Regions from separate parts of the Homo sapiens genome. Here all the other regions are linked to region 2. Evidence: chromatin loops called from intact Hi-C (ENCODE). Cell type or tissue: heart left ventricle. All regions are shown on one strand. Links, peaks and the distances in the headings refer to the core of each region. The heading gives the core; the rest is flanking DNA.

Evidence for each region. Hi-C counts contacts between places; a loop is a spot of excess contacts. Peaks named below come from ENCODE experiments on the same cell type or tissue, not always from the same donor. Only the 100,000 strongest peaks of a DNase experiment are listed, where the experiment ranks them.
Region 1: it touches region 2 in a loop (2.3-fold over the local background); 12 of 110 quality-filtered maps call a loop at or near these places.
Region 3: it touches region 2 in a loop (2.5-fold over the local background); 10 of 110 quality-filtered maps call a loop at or near these places.

What each region holds. Positions count from the first base shown.
Region 1 is chr1:67,642,500-67,648,174 of GRCh38, reverse strand. It overlaps the pseudogene HNRNPCP9. Among named protein-coding and RNA genes, the nearest start is that of GADD45A, 40 kb to the left of the region's middle. In heart left ventricle, for the core only: no CTCF peak of the experiment used is centred there; DNase peaks (open chromatin) are centred at 1,980 and 2,454; H3K27ac peaks cover 2,127 bases.
Region 2 is chr1:67,559,335-67,565,009 of GRCh38, reverse strand. LOC105378780 (a long non-coding RNA gene) reads right to left here and starts at 2,962. Exons shown (of 4, transcript XR_947474.4): 1 at 2,851-2,962. In heart left ventricle, for the core only: a CTCF peak has its summit at 3,185 (motif pointing left); a DNase peak (open chromatin) is centred at 3,159; H3K4me3 peaks cover 68 bases; H3K27ac peaks cover 1,679 bases.
Region 3 is chr1:67,829,693-67,835,367 of GRCh38, reverse strand. It overlaps GNG12 (G protein subunit gamma 12), which reads left to right and starts at 1,901. Exons shown (of 4, transcript NM_018841.6): 1 at 1,901-2,024. GNG12-AS1 (GNG12, DIRAS3 and WLS antisense RNA 1) reads right to left here and starts at 3,080. Exons shown (of 10, transcript NR_040077.1): 1 at 2,932-3,080. In heart left ventricle, for the core only: no CTCF peak of the experiment used is centred there; DNase peaks (open chromatin) are centred at 2,027, 2,237, 3,027 and 3,425; H3K4me3 peaks cover 3,716 bases; H3K27ac peaks cover 2,956 bases.

The DNA of each region.
Region 1 (5,675 bases), core at 262-5,261, 83 kb before region 2:
ACCCTTGGCAACCACCATTCTACTTTCAGCTTCTGAACTGCACTACTCTAGGTACCTGCCATAAGTGGCATCATACAGTATTTGTACTTTTGTGACTAGCTTATTTCCCTTAAAATAACATCCTCAAATTCATCAATGTTGTAGTATGCGTCAGAATTTCCTGTCCTTTTAAGGCTGAATAATATTCATTGTATGGGCATACCACATTTTGTTGGTCCATTCATTGTGGACACTGGGGTTGCTTCCATCTTTTAGCTATTGTGAGTAATGCTCCTGTAAACACAGATGGACAAATATTTCTTCAAGATCCTCTTTTCAATCGTTTAGGGATTTCAATACTTTTTAGAAGCTCTTCAGGTGATCTAAAACACAGCTAAAGCGGAAAACCTCTCTTTTACGTATAGGAGAAGAAAGTCAAGGGGATGATGAGGGATTTGGGGGACTATGAAACAGTGCAAGGCTTGGAGGAGGCAGGCATGAGAAAGAGAGGGGAGAAACAGAGGACTACGAAGAAGAGAGGATGTCAGATTATGTAATACCTGAAGCTGACATGATGTTATCTGCTGACCAGAGCAGGGGAAAGGGAAAGAGAAGATTGACAGCATTTGCTGAAAGGGATCCAATTGGGAGATAACGGGAGGAGAGATGATCAAAGTTAAAAGACAAGTAAAGGACCTGGGGGCATTTGTGTGCTGGAGGAGAGGGGGTGGAAATAGAAGGAACTCCTTTTTATTAAAATGAAGCTCACTTGAGAGCAGACACTTAAAAAAGTTTGTGGCAAGTGGGCTTAGAAATGGACGAAAAATCATTAGCAGGCTCTAGGCTGTCCAGGCCTCACAGTGGACGTGTGGCAGGCCAGGGCTCAGGGCCCCAGGATAAGGGAAAAAGGGATCATGGAAATGATCCAGGTTTGGAAATGGGCCAGAGGATGTGGCAGAAGGTTAAGGGAGGAGAGGGAGGCTAAGTGCCAAACGAGTGCTGAGTATTGCATACCTAAACAAACCCATGCCCTCATAGAAATTTCCTGGTAAAAACAGGGAGAGTCACTGTCACCTACATAGATAACATTAAGTGTTCCATCAAATCAATCAAATTGCCTCCCCTGAGCCTGCCCTTGCCATGAGCCTCTCTATCCCTGGACGGACTGTCTTCCTAGCGACTGGCCACTTTCCTTATAGATTAAGATCTTCCTTGCTGCATTCAGAAACCAGAATTCTCCCTTTGTCCTGCCACATTGTTCCCTTACACTGCAGCCAGCAGCCCAATCCAGGGCCACCAGTAACAGATGTCTAACACCTCAGGGAGTCCCCTCAATGAGTCAATGGGGTGACTTTGCACTTCTAGAAGTCCTTGCCCCCCCTCCTATACTATGGCAGCTGTGGGCTGAAGTGACAGTCCCCAGTGATCTCATTTTGAGCTCATCTTTATTTTTTTTAGATAAAACAAGGTTTTTAAAACACTTGTCCTGAAAAATCCATTCCCATCATCCTCCCTTCCTCTTAGATGACCCAATATGTCTTATCGATCTGGAACTTTCTTTATCTGGTATCTAATGGCTCACATGAAGCTTTGTTCCTATTTCCCTGTGATGCTCCTTTTACCCTCAAGCCTTTGTTGGCATTGTTCCATCTCTTTTCATTGCCTCTGTGGGTCTCAGCTTTATCCCTGTATAATTGCTCAGACTACCTCCTGCCTGCTCTGAGAAATCTGTCAGTTGCTGCCTGCTGCTTGCAGTCTGTTATCTTTTACTTGCTTCACTGGGCTTTTGGCTGCCCTCTGGACATTGCTGCTGTTCTAGGACTAGATATAGATCTGTTTTTTTCCACATTTTATTGCCTTTCTCTCTCTCTCTGTTTTCCCCTCCTTGCAGGCATGTTAGAGGCTCTCCAGCAGGCAAACAGCCTAGGGAAACCACCATCCTACTGGCATCCTTGACATGTCCAAACTGATGGTGTCCTTCAGTTGCAAATGTGCAGGCAGCCAGGCAAGGGGCCAGCTGACTCTGGAGCAGCCCAGTCCTCAGAGGATATGGAGGCAATTAACTTTGTTTAATAAATAAAATAGCCTAAGTTAACTATAAAAAATGTGAGCCTGGGAAAAGAAGATGTACTAGGAAGCATTCTCTCATTCTTCCCTTTGTGCATGCAGGGGAAACACTTCCATGTGCCATGTGGCTTCTGACTGATAATGGAGAGTGAGGCCCTTCCAATGCTCTTCTTGGAACTGCCTGGAAAGTTTTTTGCTGCATTTCTTTTTTTTTTTTTTTTAATTATACTTTAAGTTTTAGGGTACATGTGCACATTGTGCAGGTTAGTTACATATGTATACATGTGCCATGCTGGTGCGCTGCATTTCTAGTTGGCTTCCACTTTGCTCCAGCTTCTGCAGAGCTGCTGACCTTTGATCCCTTCTGTTTGCCTCTAGAAACTGGCGTAGGCCCTTGGCTTCCCATGTTTGTACGTCAGCATGCCCTGGGGACTTAGGCTGCTGCAATTCTTGGCTGCCACACACTAGCTTTGGTTCCATTTTGACTAACCAACTATAGGCACTGTGGTCAGGCCTTCCCTCTCTGTCCAGGCCTTCAGAGACTACCACATTTGGGAAGTGGAGGGGATAGTAGAACAGAGTTCCAAGGAATATTTGAAGTACATTTGTCCCTAGGTGGCAGAAATGTAAGAAGGGAGAATTTTCAAGGAAGAAATGGAAAGAGATTTAGAATAAGTTCTTTGCAATCTGAGTAAAAGAAATATAGGGGGAAAAAACTAGAGCATCAGTAAAGTGAGTAAGAATACCATGAATCCAAAATTGGTAATTTTAATCCAAAATTTAAAAATAGGGATAAACATTGGATCAAATATTGAAGTAGAACCTGAGAATCTATGCGATATAATAATAGTAACCTAGACCATCAATTTGCAACTGGCTTAAGTGCTATTTAAGGTAAATACCACTCCATGATCAAGAGAGTGAGGATGTCTGTCTTTACTCTTTTATTCTTTCACTGACTTCTTTTATAGATATTTTTGAACAGCAGCCCAGTACCTGGATGTTGCTAGATGTGACGGAAGATACAAAGAAGAACACATGGGGTCTGCCTTCAACATAGTTAGACATATAAAAAGTCAAGTTAGGATAAAGAAATGAAGAGTGTTTCAAGATAGTATATGATTAAGTATCAATTAAGTAAGTACTATGGGCCTGCAAGAGGGAGTACCCCTGCAGGCTGGAGGGATCACAGAGGGTTTATGGAAGAGATGGGCCTCAAAGGAACCTGGGTAAGTCAATAAAATTGTAAAGGAAAAGACAAATTCTCATGCTTAGTGATGACTTACTGAGTTCTCATTATGTACAACAAACTGTAGAAGAGCTGTCTCAAGTAGTCTTAGGCTAATGTCCCCATGGGCCTAAGATTGCAGCTGCAACTCCTTACAGAGCTGCATTTCGAACATAAAGAAAGGGGCGAGGGCCAAACATGTTCTCCTTGTGAACTCTCTCCATTTAGGGAGAAAGTCTTTGAAAAAAGATTTACCCTGAAATCTCACTGGCCAGAACTAACTCTTATGCCTACCCCTAGGCAATTACTGGCAAAGGTTTAAGCCAATCGTGATTCTTCCCTGGGCTGGCATAGACTGTGCACAGCTTTGATAAGATCAAGGGATCCCCATTTACTAACTGAATAGAACCAGAGTTCTGTCTGGCAGAGAAGAAAGTGAGGATGGTGGATGAGTAGGCAGTGAACAGTGTTTGCCACATTTACCATTAATGAACCATGCCCATGTGGCTTCTACACTGGCTGTAGCCAGTCCTTGACCTTGGCCTTCATTTACAACTTGGAATTTTTTCCCTATTGAAAATTATTGTTCCTGCACAATGGATCTGACACATGCAAGGAAAGCAACTCAAAATTCCATCAGTAAATTCTTATTCGGAGATCCTTTGGTCACATAAGATTGATGAATTGTCATACCTTTATGTATTTTAAGTTTGAAAAATGTTTTAAGTTAGGTATCATTTTTATGACTCCTAACTAAACTAGCTAAAAATTAACCTACAGACCTCTAGTTTCAAGACAAGAATAGATAAGTCTTTAGATACATCCAGATAAGTTTTAGATAAAAAGGCTTCTTATATTGTAGTCGCTAGATATATTTTTTTTTTGGTCTTAATTCCTCATTGGATTGAAATCTAGAGGGCAGAGTTCAATGAGCTCTAGAACTGAGTGATCCAGTATAGTAACCACTAGCTATATATGACTACTGAGCACTTGAAATGTGGTTAATGAGATGGAGGAAATGAATTTTTCATTGTGTTTTAATTTTAATGTAAAGTCTGATTTTATTATTGAAAAACTTTTAAGTATATTTGGAATAATTTATGTATGGGAATGTCCTTTCTCAGCTGTAAGCTGTATGAAACCTAAAAAAGCTTGACTATTTCCGATGAAAACGTAGTGTTTGAGATGAGTTGTGTCATAAGTATAAAACATATACTTCATTTTAAAGATGTAGTATGGTAAAAACTATGTAAATATATCTCTTAAATAATTTCTTATATTGACTACATCATGAAATGTCAATACTTCAAATATACTGGGTTAAAGAAAATATACTACTTAAATTAATTTTACCTACTTATTTTTACTGTGTTTCAAGGTGGCTATTAGAAAATTCTAAATTACATGTGTGGCTTTTGTTATATTTCTCTTGGACAGCGTTGCTGGAGTATATACTGAGCACTCAAATGTTTGTTGAATGAATGCTTTGGTGACTTGACCAAGGTCACTCAGAAAGATTCAAGACTGAGTCCCAGGTTCCCTTTCTCTCCATGTCATCTTCCTTTCCACCATTCCTTGTGGCCTTCTGTATCCCATACTGTGCTTCCTGGTCACACTCTTATACCCACCTGCAGGACAGAAACTTTCCTCATGGAGTGAGTTTTACAAACTCTGAGGAGAGGGAGAAACATCTGTGTTGAGGGTGTGTAAAGGCAGCAGCTTATAGAAAATGGAGCTCCCTTTGATAGAGAGAAGTAAGTGATTTAGGATGCCAAATCTCAGATGACCCTTTTGTTTTATATTTTGCCATTGCTGGGTGTCTTTTCTGAGATCGCCAGTCAGCGCATTGAATGTTCTTGTTCCAACTTTCTCGTTTCATAAAAAGGGTGGTTTTACACTTCTGGACAGATTTCTTGCTATCCCCAGGGCCCTAGTGACACAGAGCAAACAAGAGCAACGTAGGCTGTCTGAACACAATGGGAGGAAAGCCGAGAACAAGCGGCCACCCACGCTGCTCACCAGAGAAGCCCAGCATTCCCCTGGCTCAGAGAGCAGTTGCTTTGTTAGACCCTACACCAGAAGATTTGCTCTAAACCCGCTGAGACCATTCCCCCAGATTGCAATACTTACAGAACAGCGCTGCACACTGCTCTTCATAAAACACGCACGAAACCAGCTGGGCCTGTGAATCATCCACTGAAGTGAAAGCGCTGTAATTTCACATTTCCAATTTTTGGTCCTCATGTTCAAGCTGAAAGTGCCATTATTTTTGCAGGATTTCATTCAATAGACATTCATTCACCAAATATGTATTGGATACCTGCTATATGTCAGGCAATATGAGATGCCAAGAAAAATAATACATGCTGATTTATTGGTCTATACTATATAACAATGACTT
Region 2 (5,675 bases), core at 378-5,377:
ATTACAGATCAGGAAGGTTAAGTGCCATATCCAGGGTTGCAAGGCCAGATCAGATCCCCCTCTCTGCCTGATTCTGAAGTGGGTGCTTTTCCTGCAAAACCAGGCTGCATCCCACTTGCAAGGGGGAGTTAGGTAGTGTTTAAGTGCACACACTCTGAGCCAGACAACCTATGTTGAATCCTGGTCCTGCCACTTACTAGCTGTGTGACCTTGGATGAGTTCTTTAACTTTAGGCCTCAGTGTCAGCACCAATAAAATGGGAGCCATAAAAAGAGAATGATGGCTTCATGCAGAGGTTGTGGACACTAAATGATCTGCAGCAAGTAAAGCACTTAAAAAAGTGATTTACTTGCTGGGGCCGAGTCAGCCCCCTGTGAGCCCGTGAGCATTAGCAACAATCATCTGGCTGACCTCCCACACCCAAAAGGTGCTCTGGCCCTGGCAGAATCCAGCAGGTCCAGGAGGAGCCCACTTCCTCATGACTCCAGACACAACATCTCCTTCTTCCTCCTTTCCCAAGCTCGTGACCTAGTGGGATCCCAGCTGCTCACGTCAGGACAGCCCAGTTTCCCGTCCTTTTCACTGGTGATTTCCAACTAGGGCATGGGTGGAGTTTTCATGACAGGAAATAAATCTTGTAGAGAGCAAAACAATGAAAGCAAAACTCGTCATATGCCACGTTTAACCAATTTCTTCTCTTGGGTTTCTACTTCACACGGCAGCGTCCGTTTCTGCTTTATTTTCATATCTCCCATAGTTTCCAGTGTGGTTAGAAAACCACCCAGGACCACACAGCTACTAAATGCAGGAACAGGGGTTTGAACCTAGACCATTTGATTCCACACCCTGCCTGCTTACTCCCTGCCCCACAAGGCCTAACCTCCCCTTACAGAATATGCCTTGAGGACAGGCATCACCTCCTAACCTACTCCTAGCCATGGCCAGCACCTAGCAGCTAGCACACAATAATCAGTACCCAGTGATAGACACGATAGGCTTGCTGCCTGACGTTACATGTTTTCATGTAATCTCTTCTCTTCAGAGTTGATTAAGTCAGGTTTGAATTGATGAGAGGCTGAAATATTCATTCATTCATTCATTCAGTGAGTCAGTCACTTATTCATCAAATGTATACTGAGTGCCTTACCTGTATCAGGCACTCTGCTAGGTGCTTGGGGTATGAAAATGAATAAGCAAACTCCCTGAACTCAAAGTGCTTAGGGTCTATGTCAGGGAGGCAGTGCAGGGGTTCTCCATCTTGGATGAACATTTTTTGTGTGGGGTAGGGGAGATGGAGTCTCACTCTTGTCATCTAGGCTGGAGTGCAATGGTGTGATCTCGGCTCACTGCAACCTCCTCTTCCCAGGTTCCAGTGATTCTCCTGCCTCAGCCTCCTGAATATCTGGGATTACAGGCACCCACCACCACGCCTGGCCAATTTTTGTATTTTCAGTAGAGACGGAGTTTCACCGTCTTGTCCAGGCTGGTCTCGAACTCCTGATCTCAGGTGATCCGCCCGACTAGGCCTCCCAAAGTGCTGGGATTACATGCATGAGCCACCACACCTGGCCCCGGATGAACATTTTAATCTCCTGGGGAGCTTTTTAAAAAATGCTGATACCTGAATCTCACTCCAGTGATTCTGATTTAATTGTTATGAGATAGGACCCTCAGATATTTTTCTGCTTGTTTTTTTTTTAAGAATAAACTTTTTACTTAGATGACCTTGAGATTTACAGAATTATTACAAAGATAGTACAGAGTATATAATTCCTGTATACTCCACCCCGCCATTTCTCTTATTGTTAACATCTTACATCAGTGTGGTACATTTGTTACATTTAATGGATCAATATTGATATATTTTTATTAACTGAAGTCTATGTTTTATTTAGAATTCTTTGTTTTTCTTTTAATGTCTTTCTTCTTTTCCAGGGTCCCATTCAGGGTCCACATTACATTTAGTCGTCAGGTCTCCTTAGGCTTCTCTTGGCTGTGACAATTTCTTGGCTTTGGGTTTGTTTGTTTGTTTGTTTGAGTTCCTCAGATTCTAATATATAGCTAGGGTTGAGAGCTTTTGGTCTAGGGACACGAGCATGGAAACTCTAGACATAGGCCATCTGGGTTCCAGTCCTGGCTCGACTGCTTATTAGCTCTGTGACCTTGGTCCAGTCAAGCAACCCCTCGGAGCCTCTATTTTCTCATATGTAAAAAGGAGGTATTAGGAAGAACTACCCCATAAGTTGTGTGAAGATTCATTCACGGCAGTGTTTCCCAACTTTTCATGCCATGGCATCCAGAGAAAATACATGGTATTTTTTGTTTGTTTGTTTGTTTTTTGAGACAGAGTCTTGCTCTGTCACCCAGGCTGAAGGGCAGTGGCACCATCTCAGCTCACTGCAACCTCCGCCTCTCAGGTTCAAGCGATTTTCGAGCCTCAGCCTCCCGAGCAGCCGGGATTACAGGCGTGTCCCACCTTTTTGTATTTTTAGTAGAGACAGAGTTTCACTATGTGGCCAGGCTGGTCTCAGACTCCTAGCCTCAGGCAATCTGCCCACCTCAGCTTCCCAAAATGCTGGGATTACAGGTGTGAGGCACCGCACTTGACCAGAAAATAGTATTTGCATTAGGTATTAACATAATTCACAAAACAAATGATAGTGGCATAAATGGATGAATCTACTCATAGCCAGTGGTAAGGTGATGAAAAATTGAGGCACATATGTCACCTGCAGTCCTGGTATGCCATGTTAGAAAGTTCTGCGTTGTCACATGTAAAAGCACTTGGATGCTGCCTAGGCCAGTGTGAACCCTCCATGTTTGCTATAAATAATACAGAAAGAGACAAACCTGTGAACAGCAAGCAGCACTGCAGCTGGGGCCAGTGATAGCGGCCAGTGCCAGGTTCTTCAGTGGCCCATTTGTAGTGACCTAGTGTGTCTCTCCAAAGGGAATGTTCATCTCTTACTGCAGCAGGAAGGAGCTGCTCTCACTTCCTGTTGGACTCTGGGTGACCTGCTAGGGACAAACCCCATGATACTTCAGCACACTGTGAGAAACAAGAGTAGCCAGGCCGCTGGCACCTGAGGCACACAGAAGCTGCCAGCAAATGAAACAGAAGACTCAGGAGCCTCCAACTCCGTGCAGCCCTCCTGCCACCTGCCTGCCTCTCTGGCGCCACCGTCTGGTGTTGTCTGGGTGTTTTATGACCACCAGTACCTGCTAAGAGGCTGATTTTTTTTCCCTGGAGATTTTTTTTCCTTTATGGAGAAACTTAAGGCTTGGGGACATATAATAAAACTAATATCTTGGGAGGAAAACATCAAAATCCACAATAGAAAAAGAAGTTAACACTGTCTGGGCCGTAGCAGAACCCAGAAAACATATTCATATAATTGAAAAAGTCTACAGCTTCATAATTGACCTTTTGAAACAAAATGGCCTATCATAGTTGCCATCTGTGGTTCTTGACACTGAGGTTCATAGGATAAGCTATGAAGTCTTCAAGTCTTGAGGTGAATTCCTCAAGGGGTTATTTGGCTTTGCAGTCAGTTTTTCTTGACTAAGAGATATCAGCAGCAACTGCACCCACCTCCTGGGCAGCTTCTCTCCTGCCACAATGAGCCTGTAGAACGCCGTGGCTCATCCAGTTTGGACCTGAGAAACTTGGGGGGCTCCAGCATCAGCAGCAGCTCAGAGTTGTTAGTCTCTGGCAGCATTCTTATCATCTTTCCAGCCAGGTTTGAATGCATTGTTTGGATGAGCGGGAGCAAACATTCTCCCAGCATCTGCTTCTGTTCATAGGTGGGGGGCTGTGCCAGTATGCAGCGGTTCCACAGCTCCTGCCCCTGCAAGTGGACCTCAGCCTGGATGCCTGCAGAGGCCATACCACAGGATGAGGGCTGCAGATACTGCAGGCTTATTTGTATGGTGCAATAATGCTGGTCATTTTGACCCCAGCCAAGTTTTGTTACTTCAAAGTTGATCTCAGAATCAAGTTCCTGGTTCTAGCGTTCCAGTCCATCTTAAGTAACAGGAAGCCTTATTTTCTTCACATTTGCTAGCTGTGTATTTCCTGAGGCTGAAGAAACTAGAGATGGGAAGGACTGTTAACTCGACAGGGTTCTCTGCAATTGACCCACAAATGTGCCAGCACCATCCCTATCTGACAGTTCTTATGCCTCTGATACCCAGAGAGACTCATGGATGATTCAAAAATAGTGACAAGGCCAGGTGCAGTGGCTCATGCCTGTAATTGCAACACGTTGGAAGGCTGAGATGGGAGGATTGCTTGAGCCCAGGATTTCAAAACCAACCTGGTCAACATAGCGAGACCCCCGTCTCTACAAAAAAAATTAAAAGTTATCCAGGTGTACTTGTGCGTGCCTGTAGTCCCAGCTATTCAAGAGGCTGAGGCGAGAGGATCGCTTGAGTCCAGGAGCTCGAGGTTGCAGCAAACGGTGATCATGCCACTGCACTCCAGCCTGGGCAGACTCTCAGAAAAAGTCATAAATACTGATGTGCAGAAAAGATTTCTCACCATTATAAAGCATGTTCTTCCTGTGTTCCTCCTCTTACAGTGAAATGCATACATGGCGAGAGTTTTTGTTTTTTTGTTTGTTTTTGAGACGGAGTCTCGCTCTGTCGCCGCACTGGAGTGCAGTGGCGCAATCTCGGCTCACTGTAACCTCCACCTCCCGGGTTCAAGTGATTCTCCTGCCTCAGCCTCCTGAGTAGCTGGGACTACAGGCGCCCGCCACCACGCCCAGCTAATTTTTGTATTTTTAGTAGAAACGGGGTTTCACCATCTTGGCCAGGATTGTCTTGATCTCTTGACCTCGTGATCCACCCATCTCAGCCTCACAAAGTGCTGGGATTACAGTCGTGAGCCACCGCGCCCAGCCAATGGCAGGAGTTTCATAGTTGGCAGAGCCGGGTTCAAATTTTAGCTGTGCTGTGTGACCTTAAGTAAATTTTTTAACCTCCCTGAGCCTCCATTTCCTCATTTGTAAAATTAGGCTGCAAATACCATCTTGAAAGGGTTGTGTTGGGAGAATCAGGAAGGACAGACAAGTGCTAAACAGAACGCCTGGCTCGGAGTCACATCGCAACCAACAGTAACCTAGCCTATGGTTCTTTCCACCACAACTTTGGGAGGCGGGATGGGTATTCTCCCCACTTTATAGATGAAGAAATTGAAGTTCCGAGATTTCAAGTGACTGATCCATGTGAGTGGCAGAGCCTGCTGGGGCTCAAACTTAGGTTTTCCAGACACCGAATCCAGGGCCCTTTCCTCACACTACGTGCAAACTGCCTACTCTTCTCCCTGCTCCAAGGTGGCAGGCACTGGGCTGAGGCTGAGATCATGTGGCTGGAGAAACCACCCACGGTCAGAGAGAGCCAACGCAGAGACTAGAAGATCCACCAGACAGGCGTGAGCTGGACGCCCGGAGCGCGGGAGTGAGGACCCAGACGCAGGGTGGGGAAATTCAACTCGGTGTCCCAGGCAGGGACGGCCAGAGGGGCGTGTGAGACTGAGGCTCTTGGCATCAAAGCACAAAAAGCCTAACAAGCAGCGATGAAGGCTGACTCACAAAGAGACACAGTGACACGAGAAGCCAGACTCGAGAGGAGACATATGAAGACACTCAGACGTGGGCAGAAACGGAGGAAAA
Region 3 (5,675 bases), core at 310-5,309, 270 kb before region 2:
TATCATTCCTGCCTTGCTATTAGGTTGATGCAAAAGTAATTGCGGTAATAACTTCTGTACTAACCTAATACTATCTCGATCAGTGCTTCTCAAACTATCTGTGATATTTTATTTTCAATCTGTTGCAGGCTGATGCCTTTCCACATAAAAGAAAAATGAAATAGACATAAAATACAAAGCTGCATTTTAAACGATTTAACAGACATAAAATTACTCTGTCAAATTGCTGTAAGTTTCTACATGCTCATCTTCAATTTCTATGCTCATCCCTTTGTAGATGGGTAACGGTTTGCAGACTGTCACTATTCCATGAACCACACTTTGAACAGCACTCAACTAGAAAAACCTTCGACAAGCCGCTTAAGTTACTGGTGGCAATATGTGGTGTTCCAGCTTCCAGGTTTTTTCAAGAGACTAATGAGAGAAAAGTAAGAGTAAGTACATGAAAGCACTTATTAAACTATAAAGTGTCCCAGGAAGGAAAATTAGTAGCATAGCTTAGAGGAGTCTATTCTGTGGTCTGTGGCCAAAAAATACAAACTCCAGTATGCCACCCTCTCAGTCCCTGTGGTGTCAAGCTGTTCTGTTTCAGGTGTATCATTTGAACTGTTAGTACTTGTGAATCAGTCAAGCATTTCCTAATGCTGAACAGAACAGGAAATAAAGACCCCTCTGGCAGTCTGTGGCTTGCATCCCACAAACCACCGCCATCCGCAGCTTGCTAAGACCACACTCCTGGGGCAAGGCATGCATTCATACACCTACTCTACCTGTGACACCTCTTCTACATGTGCAAATGATTTCACTAAACCTGAAACTTGCTTAGGGGTCAGAAGGAAAGCAAGAGGGAATATAATGCCCTGACTGCAGTCCCTAGTTCCCAGATTCCCCAGGGCCCACTTGTCCTCAGTTGGTGAAACTCAATACACAGACATCCCTCACCAATGCTTTCAGACTCCATTTCAAGTGTGGACTCTGCCCACACTGGTTCTAAGTGACCTACTTTGGCCTCACCTCTTTTCTCTCCACCCTGTCAAACAAGAAAGCGGCTACCTAGGAATACTCTAGAAGTCCGCTGAGTGGTTTTCTGAACATCCAGCTTCTTTACTCTTTCTGGACTCCAAGAAGGCAAGCCCCTTGTCTGATTCATCTTTGTACCTCTCCCATCACCTTTAGCATCGCAGTTGGTACACAGCGGGTGCTTGGTAATGTCTGTCGAATGGCCAAAGGAATAGTACAAAATCTGTGGAAGCGGAAATGGCTCCTCCATTTACCCGACCTTGAACCCTTCCAGAAAAGACCAACCAAATCCCATTAATTCATTAGGCAGAACTCTGCCAGGTACTGGACATTCGGAAACAAATTTCAGGGGGTCGGGGCAGATGGACGGGAAGCTCATGGTGGGTGGATGTACTACAAATTCTATAATCCGCAGTTATACCTCCACTTTCTGGGAAACTTCTCTCCGTGGCCCCAGGGCCCTTTAAATGTTACTATGCGTGTTTTCCTCCATAGTTTCTGGAACAGAACCAAACTTTCGTGTAGGGGTTTGGCAGCGCTCATCCTCACAGCCCTGGGGACCGCTGGCACAGGGGCAAGCGAGGCGTTCGCACGCGAAGGAAACTTGCGAGGAGTCAGGGCGGCCCCGCGCGGGGGCGGGTCGTAGAGTGGGGGCCCTCAAGTCCTAGAACTTCAGGTCCTCCATGAGAATTAGAGGAAGGGGGATGGCCAAAGACGACCAGACGTCCACCGAGCTTCCACAGGCCAGGCCTCGCCCCTCCTCCTGCGGGGCCACAACGCGGGCTCCCCGGCCCGGGACAGCACAGCCAGGGCGTCCGGGCGGGAGGCAGGGCCCGGCGCGGAGGAAGGAGCCCGGGGCCGCCGCCGCCCCGCCCACCCCAGCGAGGCGGAGCCGGCGCCCGGAGGAGCAAGAGGAGGAGGAGGAGGAGAGGTCGGAGCCGTCTCCAGGAGCCCTTAGAGACCGAGTCCCGGCGGCGACGGCGGGGCAGCGCACCGGCAGGCGGGTGAGTACCAAGCGGCGGGCGCGGGTGGTGAGTCGGGTCCCCGCGGGGTCGGGGCGCGGCGCGGGGCGTCGGCCAGCGAGTTCGGGGGCCGCCTCCGAGTCCCGGGTGCTGGGAAGCGAGATGGAGGGAGGGAGCGGAGGAAGGAAGGAAGGAGGGAAGAGTGTCCTGCTGGAGGGCGGGGACTGGTCTGGGCGCTGGGCGCCGGAGACCGGGGGGAGGGGGAGGAAGGGGCCAAGGGACACCGAGACCCAGAGGCAGAAACGGCGCGCGCGCCCTCGACGGGCGGCCGCCCGAGGTTGCGGGAAGCCGCCCCCACGGCTGTGGCTGGGGCTAGGGCTGGGGGTGGAAGGAAAGGTCTCCCCTTGAGCTCGCTTGCCTCCTCGCCAGCCTGCGGCCGTGCGCCCCGCGCCGGGTTGGGAGGCCCCCAGTGTTCCCAGCCGTGGCTTGTGGTGGTGTCAGGCGTTGGAGGAGGGCTGGCATGTGGGGGCGACAGGGACGCCACGCCCCTCTGCCTACTTTCTACCTCCCGGGACCAGCCGGCGGGAGCGCAGCCTTGGAATCCGCTGGGCGCTGGGGGTCTAGCAGGGAAATAGCGGGTCGCAGAGGGGAGAGCCCATATGACGCACCCCGCGAGGGACCCCCGAGTGGGGACCCGAGGCTGCTTTTCTGCAGACTGTATTTGCAAGTGGTAAGGGGGAGGTTGAGGCTTAGTCTTGGGTGATTTTTTTTTTTTTAATTATTGCCCCGACAGTTATCCCGTGGGGCAGGGTGAATTCTGTTTTTCATTTTAATTAGGGCATATCAATTAAAGCTAACTTTAAAACGCTGTCACTTAGCACCTCCCGTCACTCACTCGTCCCTCGCTTTGTGTGTCCTGTAAACTTGGCTTAAATCATTCATAACTCACGATAAGGAAGCCGTGATTCTTGTTCACGTCGCCGCAGTGGAGTGAAACTTTGCCCAACTGGGACTGAGTGGAGGCATTGCTGCGGCCGGTCATCTGGTGGTCATCCTGCCGGGCGTGGTTGTATACAAACAAGTGGGTCGAGAAGGAAATCTCTGAACACCAGAGGTAGAAGGGAGGTTCCTGCGCCCACGTGTCAGGGCGCGTTTAATGGCTGCTCCCAGCGGAAACAAACGGGAATTTATTAGACCGTGTGGAGTTGGACAAACTTCACATGATTAGCTTCCTTCCCATCAGTTACTTCCTCTCCCCCCTGCTGTCTTTGCCGACACAGTTTATATTTCCTGGGGCGGTTGTAGCTTCGCCTGAATAGGCTGTGTATAATGAATCTTTTGGATGTCGTCAGAGGCAGGGTCTGCGTCTGTGCCTTCTCTATTTTAAAAGCGGAGTTTGGCTTTGTTTTTAAAAGTGCTAGTCACCAGACTGCACCCTTGCCAGCGCTTCGCAGCTCTCGAAGTAAATTATCGCAGGATGGCGGCCCTCACCTAGGAGAACCAGGAAGGCAGGCAGCGCTAGAACGACGGGATTGAATTTTACTATTGCCAAAACAATCACATTCAAGTAAGGAGCTGTTTTGTTTTGTTTTTGTTTTTTTAACCAAATTATATATACTAGCAAGCCCCTTTTCTAGTAAACTAACGTTATTCACACACACAATTTTTAAAGTAATCAAAAATTTTACAGAGTCTTAAGTGATAAAAGGACTTTCAGATAAAATGTTCAGTCCCTTTGCCTTCTCTAATAGTTAACCAGCGCCGTAAAGCCCTGGTTTAAGTCCAAAAAATGCTGAAAAGTCTACTGCGTCGTTAGACCTTATAAATAATGCAGTCCTATTTTTGCTGTATTTAACTCATGTAATTTACTAGATATCGAACCCCCAACAGGGCACACAGCACTTAGATTTGTGTAGAAATATATGAAAATGTGAATCTGTGTTTCACAAGAGCCTGAAAAAAATAGAATTATAAAAATTTCCTGTCCAGAAAGCTCCAGTCTTACTTGAAAGCTCTCTAACAATTAGATTTGTGGATTTGTGTTGTCACTTGTTAGAGAATATCGGTGGTTTATTAAAGTGTGAGAGCAAAGGGCTTCATGGTCAGAAAACTTGAGGAAGTGGTTAGCCAATATCAAATTAGTTTTTTTTAAAATTAGAATTATGTGATTTATTGTGTTTTGCTTTGTTTTGGAGTTTTATGTCAGCTTAAGCTTAACCTAGGAAGGCAAGTTGTGAAAGCAAGTAAATTTTTCTGAGCCCTAACTTGGAAGAGAAGCTTGTTTAACAGTGATTTGGGGTGTTGGCTTTGGAGTCAGACAGACTTAGATGAAAATATTAGCTATTTAACCTTTTTCAGTCTGATTTATAAGATGGGGATAATAATGGTCTCTATCTGTAGGGCTTTACAGAAAGTATATGAAAACTTTGTCTTTGGAAAACACTTAAACTGGACTTAACACGCAGTACATGGTCAAAATTATTAGATATTTATCTAGCTTGTTCAAGCAGCAGGCTACTGGATAAATTGCAGGGTGGCAGCTTGAACCTTCCGGAAATGCTAGATAGAGCAATTTCAAATTCTACAGAAAGTAACTGGTGTGTGTGTGTTTGTGTGTGTGTATGTGTGATGTTTCTACCACAGCAATATGAATAATTATGATTAAAGGATTAATAGTTTTAATATGCTTTTAGTGCTAAAGTTACAGTTGCATAGTAATTTTGACAGTCAGAAACATTGCATTATCCTTTACATTTAAAGAGAATTTATATTTCAAATAGTTGTGTTTATTAGCCCTAGGTAAGAAATTAAGCCAGGAACAGAAGTATTCATCTTTAACCAAGTGTAATTCTTAATCAAAGTATGAAAACATGTGACCCAAGGGTATCCGGTTATTTACTTTTGCATGTGCTGATGTCCAAGGCCAACAGATAAGCCATAAGAAGTGTTAGGCTGATTGTGAGTCGTTGTTTTATTTGTAAACTTTCATGAGATTGGGTGTTCAGTTAATTCAGGAAATCTACTCATCACATTGTTGACTCATTTCCTAAAATCTAAAAAATTTTTTAAATGCCTTCATCTTGCCAGGCGCTGTGGCTCACACCTATAATCCCAGCACTTTGGGAGGCCAAGGTGGGCGGATCACCTGAGGTCGGGAGTTCAAGACCAGCCTGACCCACATGGAGAAACCCCATCTCTACTAAAAATACAAAATAAACCAGGCGTGATGGCGCATGCCTGAAGTCCCAGCTACTCGGGATGCTGAGGCAGGAGAATCACTTGAACCCAGGAGGCGGAGGTTGCGGTGAATCGAGATCGTGCCATTGCACTCCAGCCTGGGCAACAAGAGCAAAAACTCTGTCTCAAAAAAAAAAAAAAAAAAAGCCTCCATCTTTAAAACAAACCCTTTAAAGCTTCTTGTTTTTGTCCTAATGCACGTCAGGTGCACAGAATTGGGCTGAACCAGGATCTTAGCTCATGCCACAGATGATTTCTCATTTTACTAATTGCTCCACTGGGACACAGAGATGTGGTTTATAATAATTTTAAATAACTATAAAGGGTACAGTGTGATTATTAATTGTTTCTTGCCTATGACATTATGCTCTGAAACAACTGAAGCATTTGATTGAGTAAATTATTGATTCGTTTCACTCCTAGAACATAACATAATGATTTCTGGCTCATACTTCT